Linked DNA regions of Homo sapiens: region 1 is linked to region 2. Evidence: chromatin loops called from intact Hi-C (ENCODE). Cell type or tissue: mammary epithelial cell. All regions are shown on one strand. Links, peaks and the distances in the headings refer to the core of each region. The heading gives the core; the rest is flanking DNA. Region 1 has its middle 29 kb from the start of LINC02893. Region 2 overlaps GAS1RR (GAS1 adjacent regulatory RNA).

The links. Hi-C counts contacts between places; a loop is a spot of excess contacts. Peaks named below come from ENCODE experiments on the same cell type or tissue, not always from the same donor. Only the 100,000 strongest peaks of a DNase experiment are listed, where the experiment ranks them.
Region 1: it touches region 2 in a loop (5-fold over the local background); 2 of 110 quality-filtered maps call a loop at or near these places.

Annotation. Positions count from the first base shown.
Region 1 is chr9:87,068,704-87,074,086 of GRCh38, forward strand. No RefSeq gene overlaps it. Among named protein-coding and RNA genes, the nearest start is that of LINC02893, 29 kb to the left of the region's middle. In mammary epithelial cell, for the core only: no CTCF peak of the experiment used is centred there; a DNase peak (open chromatin) is centred at 2,918; H3K27ac peaks cover 1,163 bases.
Region 2 is chr9:86,981,759-86,987,141 of GRCh38, forward strand. GAS1RR (GAS1 adjacent regulatory RNA) reads left to right here. Exons shown (of 7, transcript NR_049794.1): 3 at 12-167. Among named protein-coding and RNA genes, the nearest start is that of GAS1RR, 36 kb to the left of the region's middle. In mammary epithelial cell, for the core only: no CTCF peak of the experiment used is centred there; DNase peaks (open chromatin) are centred at 1,723 and 2,143; H3K4me3 peaks cover 146 bases; H3K27ac peaks cover 2,356 bases.

The DNA of each region.
Region 1 (5,383 bases), core at 239-5,238, 87 kb after region 2:
GGCAAAGGGGATCATCATTTGTATTAAAAGAGAAATCCCCAAATCAGAACTGGTTTAATTCCAACCTAATTTTGGCTACTTAAGGAGAGTAAGAATTAAAGAAGTAACAACCAGTTTTTAGTGGATCTGAGAATGAAAAAGTTAACCGTTTGATTTCATTGGGGCCTATTCCACATTAGTTTATTTGAATCTTGTATTCCAGCAAAGGCAATAAGTTCCTATGAAACCAGTTCTTAGTATTAAGCTCATCCATTTGGTGCCTCTGCCAACTGTATGGAGTTGTCTCATGAAGTCTGAGTGAGATGTTGTCTATTGAAGTGCTTTAGTGTATTGCATGATACAAAATTGCAGCTCAATAAAAATTGATCTTATCAAAATTTGAAAATCAAACTTAATGCTTTTAAGAGAGCAGTCATTTCATCTGAGCCTCACCACAAACCTGTAAGTAGAATCATTCCCATTTTACTGATGAAGAAACAGTCTCAGGTTTGAGGTAATTCCCAGTAATCACAGCATGACAACACAGATAAGAAGACCAAGCTGCTAAAATGCACTGGCTGTGGTTTGCTTGCTTGTTTTGACATATAAGCCCCTAAAATATATTTCCTAAAAGATATGTTTATGTCTGTCTACCCACATTAACCTAAGTGCCCCAAAAGGCAGTTTTCACATCTGTCTTGTTCATGTCTCCATTCCCAAAGCCTAGCACAGTGTCTGGAAGACAGAAGGTTCTCAATATTCGTTAAGTGAGTGAATCACAAAATATCCTTTTATCTTGATTTGTTCTCTCCTTGGATTTCTTAGTCTTTTCTGCTATTCAGAAGCTTAGCATTAATCAAATGGACACCTATACCTAGATACCCATTAGCAGGTTTTATCTCAAAAGAAAAGCAATGTGTGACTGAAGTCACACATTTGGATAGTTTTGTTTTCCACACAGCAGAAATGAGCAAATGGGCATGTACACTGTAAAGCCACCATGAGAACTGAGCTGGCATGGGGAGTTCACTGTTGTGGTAATATTGTTGTGGTAATAAGCTCACACTTCTGGCTGCAGCCAGGCTTTGGGAGAGGATCTGAAAGTGTTCCTTCAATTCCACTTGTCTGAAGATTGCTGGGATGCTTCCCCACCAGCCCGTTTCATCTTTCCCTTCCCTGATTCATCTTGAAGGAGGAACTAAGCAAAGGATGAGAGCTTCGTGTGGTTGATTATGAGAAAGTTCAAGGCAGCTGTTCATTTAGAAGCTGTAGAAAGAGATTGCCTCACACGCTTACATTTAAGGAAACATAAGCCTGGAGTAATTCATTTTCCAGTAGAAATTGTCCTGAGTCATTTCATTTTAAATGGGAGCCCCAGTCACAGTTAGGGATGAATTTAGCAACAAACAACATAAGGATTTTTTTCAATCTCAGCTTTATTTTCTGAAACTGTCTTTCAAACAGCCAGAAAACAACTTTAAGTTTTGAAAGAAAGAAGGAAAGAAATAAAGAGAAAGATAAAAGAAACACAAAATGACTAATGTTTTGAGATTTAGGGGCAAATTCCGTGCCCTATGGCTGAATCTTATACAAAATAGAGAAGTATTGAGATGCACTTGCAAATACGGAAGTTCGTACCTTTATTTAATTGGGTTAATATGTTTAATTTATTTTTTAGCCAGCTGGACAGTGGGATTTAATCTGACGACATGCACAGAGATGTGCAATGATGTATATGTAAGGGGAATTCTTCACAACAAATCTATGTCTGAGTGCTTTGGCCTCATCCTTCCTTGATGCAGTCTCTGCCTGCCCTAGAAACAAGAGAACACCTGTTATTCTCTCGCCACGTGTTAGGGACTCTGTAAGCACTTTACCAGCCCATCTCACAACACCCTTCCAAGTTTTCTATTTTTATGATCTCAACTTTACATGTGAGAGACTGAGGTCAAGAGAGACTAAATAACATCTTAAGGTCATTCATGGAATATGGAATAAAGTTCAGAACAGGAATTCTGGCAAATTGAGCCCTAGAATTTAAGTACTTAAGCATGATTGTCCACTCCTCCATCTCCTGAAGTGTGTATCCCTGGAAAACAGGATGTTTTCTGTACCAAAAGAACATGGAGAGATACTTCCACAGCTAAGTATGTCTCTTAAAAGTGTTTGTGTGTGTGTGTGTGATAATGGTGATGATGATTTCCTTAAAGCATTTTACTGTTGATAGCTCATCATCACCTCTAGCCAATGAAACACAGAGTCCACAAAAATGCAATTTGTCTGCCCTGGTTCACCAAAGGGATAAAACTTAAAAGACAAAATTTGTAAGACAAAACTTAAAAGATAACCATAAATGTGGCTTGTGAGCAAAGTAGGGCAGGTGGCGCAGCCATCAGGGTGGAATTTTGTTGTGTACCCTGTAGCAGCAGAAAAGCCCTACATTTGAGCACAGGAAGCCCAATAACTTTGAGTAATTTTGAGCAAGGTACTTAATCCTTCCAAATCTCAATTTCCTCATATGTAAAATGGGAAAATAACACTTGTTCTGTCTACCTTTTCTAGTTATTGTAAGGGGGTAAAAATTGTGTCAACGCGAAGACGAAAACTCCAAATCAATGCATTCGTTTACTCAGTGTATTGGTCTGTTCTCACGCTGCTAATAAAGACTTACCCAAGAATGGGTAATTTATAAAGGAAAGAGGTTTAATGGATGCACAGTTCCATATGGCTGGGGAGGCCTCACAATCATGGCAGAAGGCAAATGAGGAGCGAAGTCACATCTTACATGGCAGCAGGCAAGAAAGAGTGTGCAGGGGAACTCCCATTTATATAACCATCAGATCTCATGAGACTTATTCACTATGACAAAAACAATATGGGAGAAACTGCCTCCATGATTCAATTATGTCCACCTGGCCCCACCCTTGAAACATGGGGATTATTGCAATTTGAGGTAAGATTTGGTTGGGACCACAGCCAAACCATATAACTCAGCCATTCATTCAACAAATATTTATTGGGTGTGTACCCTGTGCAGGCATTAGGTCCTGGAGTTATGCAATTTTAACTATAGGAAAAGATTCTGGATTAAAATGGAATTTGAGGCCAGGCACTGTGGATCACGCCTGTAATCCTAGCTCTTTGGGAGGCCAAGGTGGATGGATCACGAGGTCAGGATTTCGAGACCAGCCTGGCCAGCATGGTGAAACCTTGTCCCTACTAAAAATACAAAAATTAGCCAGGCATGGTAGCATGCACCTGTAGTTCCAGCTACTCGGGAGGCTGAGGCAGGAGAATCGCTTGAACCCAGGAGGCGGAGGTTGCAGTGAGCTGACATCACACCACTACACTCCAGCCTGGCGACAGACCCAGACTCTGTCTTAAAAAAAAAAAAAAAAAAAAAAAAAAGGAATTTGACTTGTTGGGTGGTTGATAACACCAGCTTATTTGGCTTTCTTTTTAGGAGTCAGATGTTATAAACAGAATTGAATATTTTGGGAAATTCTCAACCTCTCATCTTACATTTGGCCACGGAATGCCTGCAGGAAACAAAACAACCAAAATGAATTCAGAGCCCAGCGTAGATGGGTACATCAAGGGAAATCCTGGCTGTCAGGAGGGTGACAGCTCCTGTGCAAGCCACACTGCTGTTGTGTGTGTAGCAGAAGGAAAGCCTACCCTCCCTGCACCACATCCCACGCAGCCCACACCAACTCTGCCTCTCCATGCACTGCCCACCCAGACCTGCAATTAGCACATTCATCAGTGTGCCTGGTGTTTCCTGGTGATGGAGGGCCCTGAGGTGCTCCATTTAGGAGTTAGGCTCTGCCACCTATAGCTCTCCTTGAGCCCATCTATTTTCTCCCATTCAGATGTACACCTTTTGTTGCATGCAATGAATTTTCTGATTTCTGCGTAGTCATTAGAGGGAGAGACCTCACATTAGGAAAATGACCATCACAATAAGCATGCCTATTGGCTACCTTAACTTGAAACAGGAACATGGGCCTGAGGCCAGAACAATTGCACAGGGTCCTGCCCTCAAGAGGGTTGTCCTTAGAATTTAGTATTCTGTGGTTGTCATCTTGATATTCTTAATCATATCATCTTTGGCTTTGTGTTTTGTAAATAAAATTTGATGAGACAGGGAAGCAGGCACTGAGGCTGAGGGCTTGGAGATTTGGTTTACACAGGGTCCTCTTCGGGACATGTTCTTGGCCTTCCTACTCTCTGGAGTTCTGGGTCCTGCTCGGCCTCCTCCTCCTCCCTGCCCGCACCCAGCAACTGGCCCTGGTCGGGGCCTAGGCACAGGCACTGGGATTTTCAGGTGTCTCAAGGCAGCAGCATCATGATGCATTGGCGGGGTGACTTGGTGGAGGTAAGCCTCTCATCTGCCTTGACTGCATGTTACAGGGGTGACAATACCTAGGGGGTCATCCATCTGCCTGGGTCAGGGGAAGTTGATCCAGGGAAGTGAGGGGGATCATGGCAGCCAATGCACACGCTCATGCTTTGAAGGCCTCTGTGGGCTTGTGAGGGTCTGCACTGGCCCTGCAGGCAGCGACACTAAATAGGAACTATAAAACACCACAGCAGATCAAGAGGGAGTGGAATGGGGGGAGAAATGCTTGATATTTTAATTCCTAACACTGCTCCCTGCTTTCTGCACAGGGACCCCCACAATTTTACTTTATACTGGGCCCCAAAAATGATATAGCCAAGCCTGAGTGAGAAGCTCATTTCTGGGATTCTAAAGATCTGACTCTTTTTTTTTTAATTGACAAACAACAATTGTATATATTTAGAGGGTACAATGTGGTGGTTGAAATATGTATACAATACAGAATGATGAACTCAAGCTAGTGGGAACGTTCAAAATCTATCGTCTCAGAAATTTTGAAATACAGATTACATTATTATTAATTATCTGACTTCGTTTTTTAAAAAACGCTCACAGATTAAAAGCAAAAACAAACAAAACACAATGCTGATAAAGACGACCTGTCTCCCCAGCGAAGGGGCAAGGGAAAAAGAACACAAGTTACTTTTACCACATGACCTTTCCAGACAGGAGCAGGGCTGGAGCTTTGGGGACACCACAGAAAGTCTGTTTTGTTGTTGTCGGGGGTGCAGGGTGGTGAGCAGAGAACATCTTTGTTTTAGAGATGAGGGAACGTAGGCGCAGAAAAGTTAGCCGGTTCACCCCAGACACTGAGCAAGTGCCAAACTTGAGTCAGTGGACACTAAATCTTTATAAGGGGAGAAAAATGCTCTGGAACCCTGGTCCTGACAAAAATCATTTTTATTAGAATGTCACTTAAATATGTAAAAACCTAAACCTAAGTGTGACCTCTGTAGTTGCAAAGCTTATGCAACTGTAAACTCAAAACATATTCGCACATCA
Region 2 (5,383 bases), core at 207-5,206:
ATCTTTTTCAGGCAGAGGTGCTGAGCAGCTAATTGGAGGGGATAGTATGAGCCTCCAAAGATTAGGGAAGAAAATTGCAGTTGAAGAAAACTTGCTTTGGTTCAATGCAAAAATAATGGGATGAATGGCATGCTGAAATATCATATGACTTACGAAAATGATGAATGGTAAGACCATTGTACATCTTCCATAAAAGCAGGCATTTAAAGCAGACATTGAGAACACTTGGTTCTATGTTCATCCCTTGCTGATCTCTTTGCCCCATGTAACGCTGTTTGTATTCTGGTTTTGGTTACTCTGGAATGGCCAGTGATTCCCAAACTCAATAAGAGGAGAAATGATGACAAGAAGCAAAGGCCGTCTACAGCCCTCACGTTAGGTAAGCAACCAGGTAGTAAGTCACCAGAAATGCGCTGTCATTCATGGGAAGGTTCCCAAAGAGTCAATGGAACATGAGTTCCCTAGGTTAAAAGCCAGTGGCTCACTGGTCTCACTTTAAAGCTTCAACCCCAGGTTCTCCCATCCACATCTCAACAGGCCTTCCTGAAAATATGTTAGGCTACATGGCAAAGGGCAATAAAGTTGCTAATCAGCTGACTTTAAAATAGGGAGATCATCCAGGAGGGCCCAACGTAATCAGAAGCAACCTGAAATGTGGAGGAAGAGGCAGAAGAACCAAAGTCCGAAGGAACATGGTGATGGAAGCAAGATAGGATGGATGTCGTGTGAGGACTCAGCCTGCCACTGCTGGCCTTGAAGATCGAGAAAGGGGAAGGAATGCAGGAGTGTCAAGAAGCTGGAAAAGGCAAGGAGATGGATTATCCCCCAGAATCTCCAGAAAGGAATGCAACTCTGCCCATCACTTGATTTTAGCCCAGTGAGAGCCATGTCAGAATTCCAGCCAACGGAACTGTCAAGAAGCAAATTAGTGTTGTTTTAAGCCACCAAGGTTGTGGCAATTTGGGCTAGCAGTCATAGGAAACAAAGAGCAGCATCATTGAATCAATCCCCAATGTGTGTTAACTGTGGTGAAGGACCCCGGGATGCCCATGGATAAGAAGCCCTTATCTTGAATCATTCTTTGTGCAGGACTGAGTGACAGACTGTCCAAGAAGTCACAAGAAAAAGGTCACTATAACTCTCAACTTGTCAAGCTTCAAATTCTGTGTGTAGAAACAAATTTCCAAGTTCTAGTCTGTTGTAGAGATTAAAAGCTAATATCATAAGGGCCAAATTCAGCAGTCAGACTCTTTACTTGCATGGATTTTTTTAATTGAATTGGTAGCCAAGATTTAAAAATGTATCCTAAACATCAGGATTTTTGACTTTTCTTGGAAAAAAATAGAAAATCTTGCCATATTTGCATTTTCAGGATAGAAGAGTAGTGAATGTCCCTCTAGACAAAGAATGCTCTCTCTGGTTGTCACTGTCCCCACTACTGTACCGTCTCGCATCCCCTCCAACTGTCCTATGTGGTCCTCTGGGCACCTGAGTTTGCAATTCCTGGTACACTGCTTATATACAGTTTCAATACTGGCTTAATTAGGGTAAGGTACTAAAGGCAATCTAGTTAGTTGCAATGTTTCATCCTGCGTGATTGCACAGTGCCTTCATCAATTTCAGAAAAAAAACCTCAGAGATGAGATTGTTTGGCCCATTGCCCCATTCCTTCCAAATTCTTAAGCTATGCAGCACCAAGAAACACTGGCGTGGGTGCCTGATAGGGAATTTCCAGGCCTGCTTAATGACTCCAATTCTGATCAGCTAAATCTTTACTCCCTTGCGAATATATCCAAATCTGACTTCAGCAGATAAGGAGAGAATTTTTCGAAGGATAGAAATCAAGCTGGAATACTTTCAATGTGGTACACAATGTGCTCAAACAAAAAGTCAGATGATCTGATAGCGTCTTCATATGTGCAGGACTTAGAGAAATCCTTGTGCCCTTTCATTAGATTAACAGCATGTACATTCTGACATCAGCTGCAACATGAGCTGGTATTGCAAAATGTGCTTTGGAATCCTGACGCATTAATTGTTATGTTTGGCTTTATTACCAACATATCTTTTTACTCATATCTGAATGCCGATGGTTATGGGCCAACATTTTTGGAAAAACGATACCTTGCAAGCTCACACTTGAAACGGCTCTGAACAGTAAGAGAAGGTCATAGATATGGGAATAAGAGAGGAAAGTCGGCTCACAAGAGTCAATGTCCTGAGCGGCTAGGCAGGAAGGCACCTTTTCCGTGACAGCCTGTGCGTCTTCAGAACACAATGCAGTGAATAATCAGCCATAGATGGGCAAGGGGGAGGCCTGGTCGGGCTTTTGACACAGCCCTCTGTAGGCGTGATGGATGTGGAGAAACTCAACCCTTCCCAGGGGGGTCAGGTGGCACCATCAAAACAAAGAGTGCAAACAGTTCAGTCCTGGAAAAGAACTCCCCCCACACTTACCCCCCTTTCTTTTTGCTGTTTGTGCCAAAAAGTTACAGTATCCAGCCATTCCTGATTAAGTTGGAAATCTATGCAAAGAAAAGAAAAATGAAGCCAATGTGAACATGCACATATTTAAATTGTGCAAAATTTCTACAGAAATAAATAAATAAATAAATAAACAAACTGGCATTGATTTCCAAGGCTGGGTGAAAAAAAAAATCCACTTTCTGGATTAGAGGGCAAGACATTATCCAAATTGGCAAAAAAAAAAGTTCTCCCAAAACTTTCCTTTGGAGGCTGTCGATAAAAACAAACCAGAGGAGGATGGTTCTTCCTCTGACCCTGGGGCCAGCCTGAGAAGATGAAGAAAAGAAACAGAGTATGTGTGTGCCTGCTGTCCCAACCAGAAAACCTTTGAAAAATAATCTTTTTCTGCCCTTTCATTGTTTTCTTGTCTTTTTACATCTCTGAGCAGTGATTCTGTTGGGTTTGGATTTATTTGAGCTTTTGGTAAAATACACCACTACTCCTACCTCTCCTTCCCCGCTAAATCTAGGCTCCTAGGAATTTTAGAAATATCTATAAATTTGCTTAATTGCCAGCCAGTTTCTCCATTTCTAGGCAACTGGCTTCCCTTAGCTGTAATGTCAGAATCTGACCTATGGCATCAGGGTCTCGTTTATCTGATGACTACCAAATGTTAAGGGCGCCGTCAGCCCGCTTTGCATGCCTCTACAACTGGGCATTAGATACCTGGCCTTGGAGCAGGTATCTGAACAGCTCTTCAGCCCTTATCCAAATGGGTGGAAGAGAGCCAGTTGAGAAGGGAGCTTTTGGGAAGATGTGACAGTAAACAGCACCTGCTGTGTACCAAGCAATGGGCTGAGCTTTACTTTGCGCTATGCCCACAGGCATTCAAAGGGCCAATTTTGTCAGTCTTACTTTTACCAATAAAATTCATGGAGAAATTTAATATCTTGACAATCTTAAGCCAGTACATGGTAAAGCTGGCATTGCAAACCAAGGCTGCCTGCCTCTGAAGCTTTACTTATCCACAGAGTCCCATTCTTACTCCCAACAGAAACTTCTAGAAAGATACTTTGATGTTTGCTCTTTTAAACTTCTTATCTCTCATCTAATCCCTCATCACAGAGAATTCCCGCAGAGAGAATTAGATATGGCAGCAAGAGCTTTGCAGAAGTAATTATTAGCACGCCTCAGCTCAAAATTGATTTCCACTCTTGGACCCAGACTCTATCTCAGAGGCAGGCTGTCAGGATAGAAAATGAGGGTTCCATATAATTTAGGCCATTTAGATCACTCTGCTGGCCCCCAGCCACCCACAGCCACCACTGTGTTCATATGGCTTTAAACAAATAACTAGTTTTAAATAAGTAAGAATTTGGATTGTGACAGCTTTATGGGAAAATGTCAGAAGCAGAGTTGTTTCTGAGGGACTAGTTCAGTGGGCAGCGGACAATGAATCCTGTCTGAAAACACAGCATCAGGCAATTAGAGGAACACAGGGATTCCTGGACGGCCATCTACTCTCTACCTTCCTTCTCCCAGCAATCCCTTGGCTCAGTTTTGGACTTTCCCTCTCATGGTGTAAGTTTTGATTCCAGACACCCATTTTGTGTGCTTACACAAAAGGACAGGGCAATGGCATGCAAAGATCATGGGCTGTGAATGAGAATACCTGCTTTTCAATAGTTGTACCATATTAACAAACTGTGTGACCTTGGGCTAGTTACCTAACTTCTCTGGGCCCTTCTTTGTAAAATCAATTGTTCTAAGTCTGGAAACAGTGTAAATAACATACTACCTGGCTTATAGTAGACAGCTAAGTAAAACTTTTCCTTTTCTCTTCACTCTTCTACTAACTTGCTTCTTCAGGAATGCCCTAATTCCAAGGGGTTCCCTTCTTTTTTTGCAAGCCTTATATATTTTAAGAACTGCTTAATTTGATGATGGCATTGAAGATTGAAATCTTGCATTTTATTCATGAGCTGTGTACTGCTGATGGTATTGTTTAACTTCTCTGAGCCTCTATGTTCTTATCTATAAGTTCTTGATAATAATTGTGATGCAGTTCATTTCCAACCAAACAGCCATTTAGTACCTTCTTCTCTGCACAAAGGGCCTAGATTTTGGGTCCATGTAGCCAGCAGAGGTCTCTCAACATGAGGGAAGACCCAGACCCAGTGGACAAATTCTGGTTGATCTAATGTAATGATACTAGCTCCATTCTTCTTTACCAATGAGTGCTCTAGGGGGAGTATAAATGATAACCACTTTTAGCCAAAGAAATAAAAATGGAAGTTTTAAGGTGGAGCCCCAAGAGAAAAAAGCCTTTTGTCCACTACTTTCCACTTAGTTGTTGATGGTGGATGCAATGCCTAGAGAACTGGCAGCCATCTTGACCCTATGAGGTGACAGCACAAGGATGAATACAAATATGCTAATGATGATGGAAGGGATGGTGGGAAAAAGCCAATATTGTGATATAATATTGTAAAATTAATTATCTTGAAGATGTTGTAATTCAGACATAAAGAAATAGTAAAAACCAAATAGTTCTCATTACTAAAGATTGAATGATTTTACTTATGGCTGTCCAAGCAATTCCATTCTCTCCTGTTAGCTGTGAGCCTATTTGACTTACCCTTTTGGCCTGAGGTGAATTTCAAATCTGTCAGTGTCACTGATTGGATAAACAACTTGCAGGGAAAGGAGGTTGTAACTGAGTCATTTGTTGATTATTTGTGGATTATAAGTTGTCTAGAGAGTAGAAAAAAGACTGAAAATGCTAGCCGTGAGCAAAAGTAGTTCATTCGTAAATTCAATCAACATTTATTAAGGTCCTCAATTAGGTGGTGGGAAAACAAGGTCAAATAAGTTAGTGCCCTGTCATTACAGGGCTTAGCAACAACTCAGTAGAGAA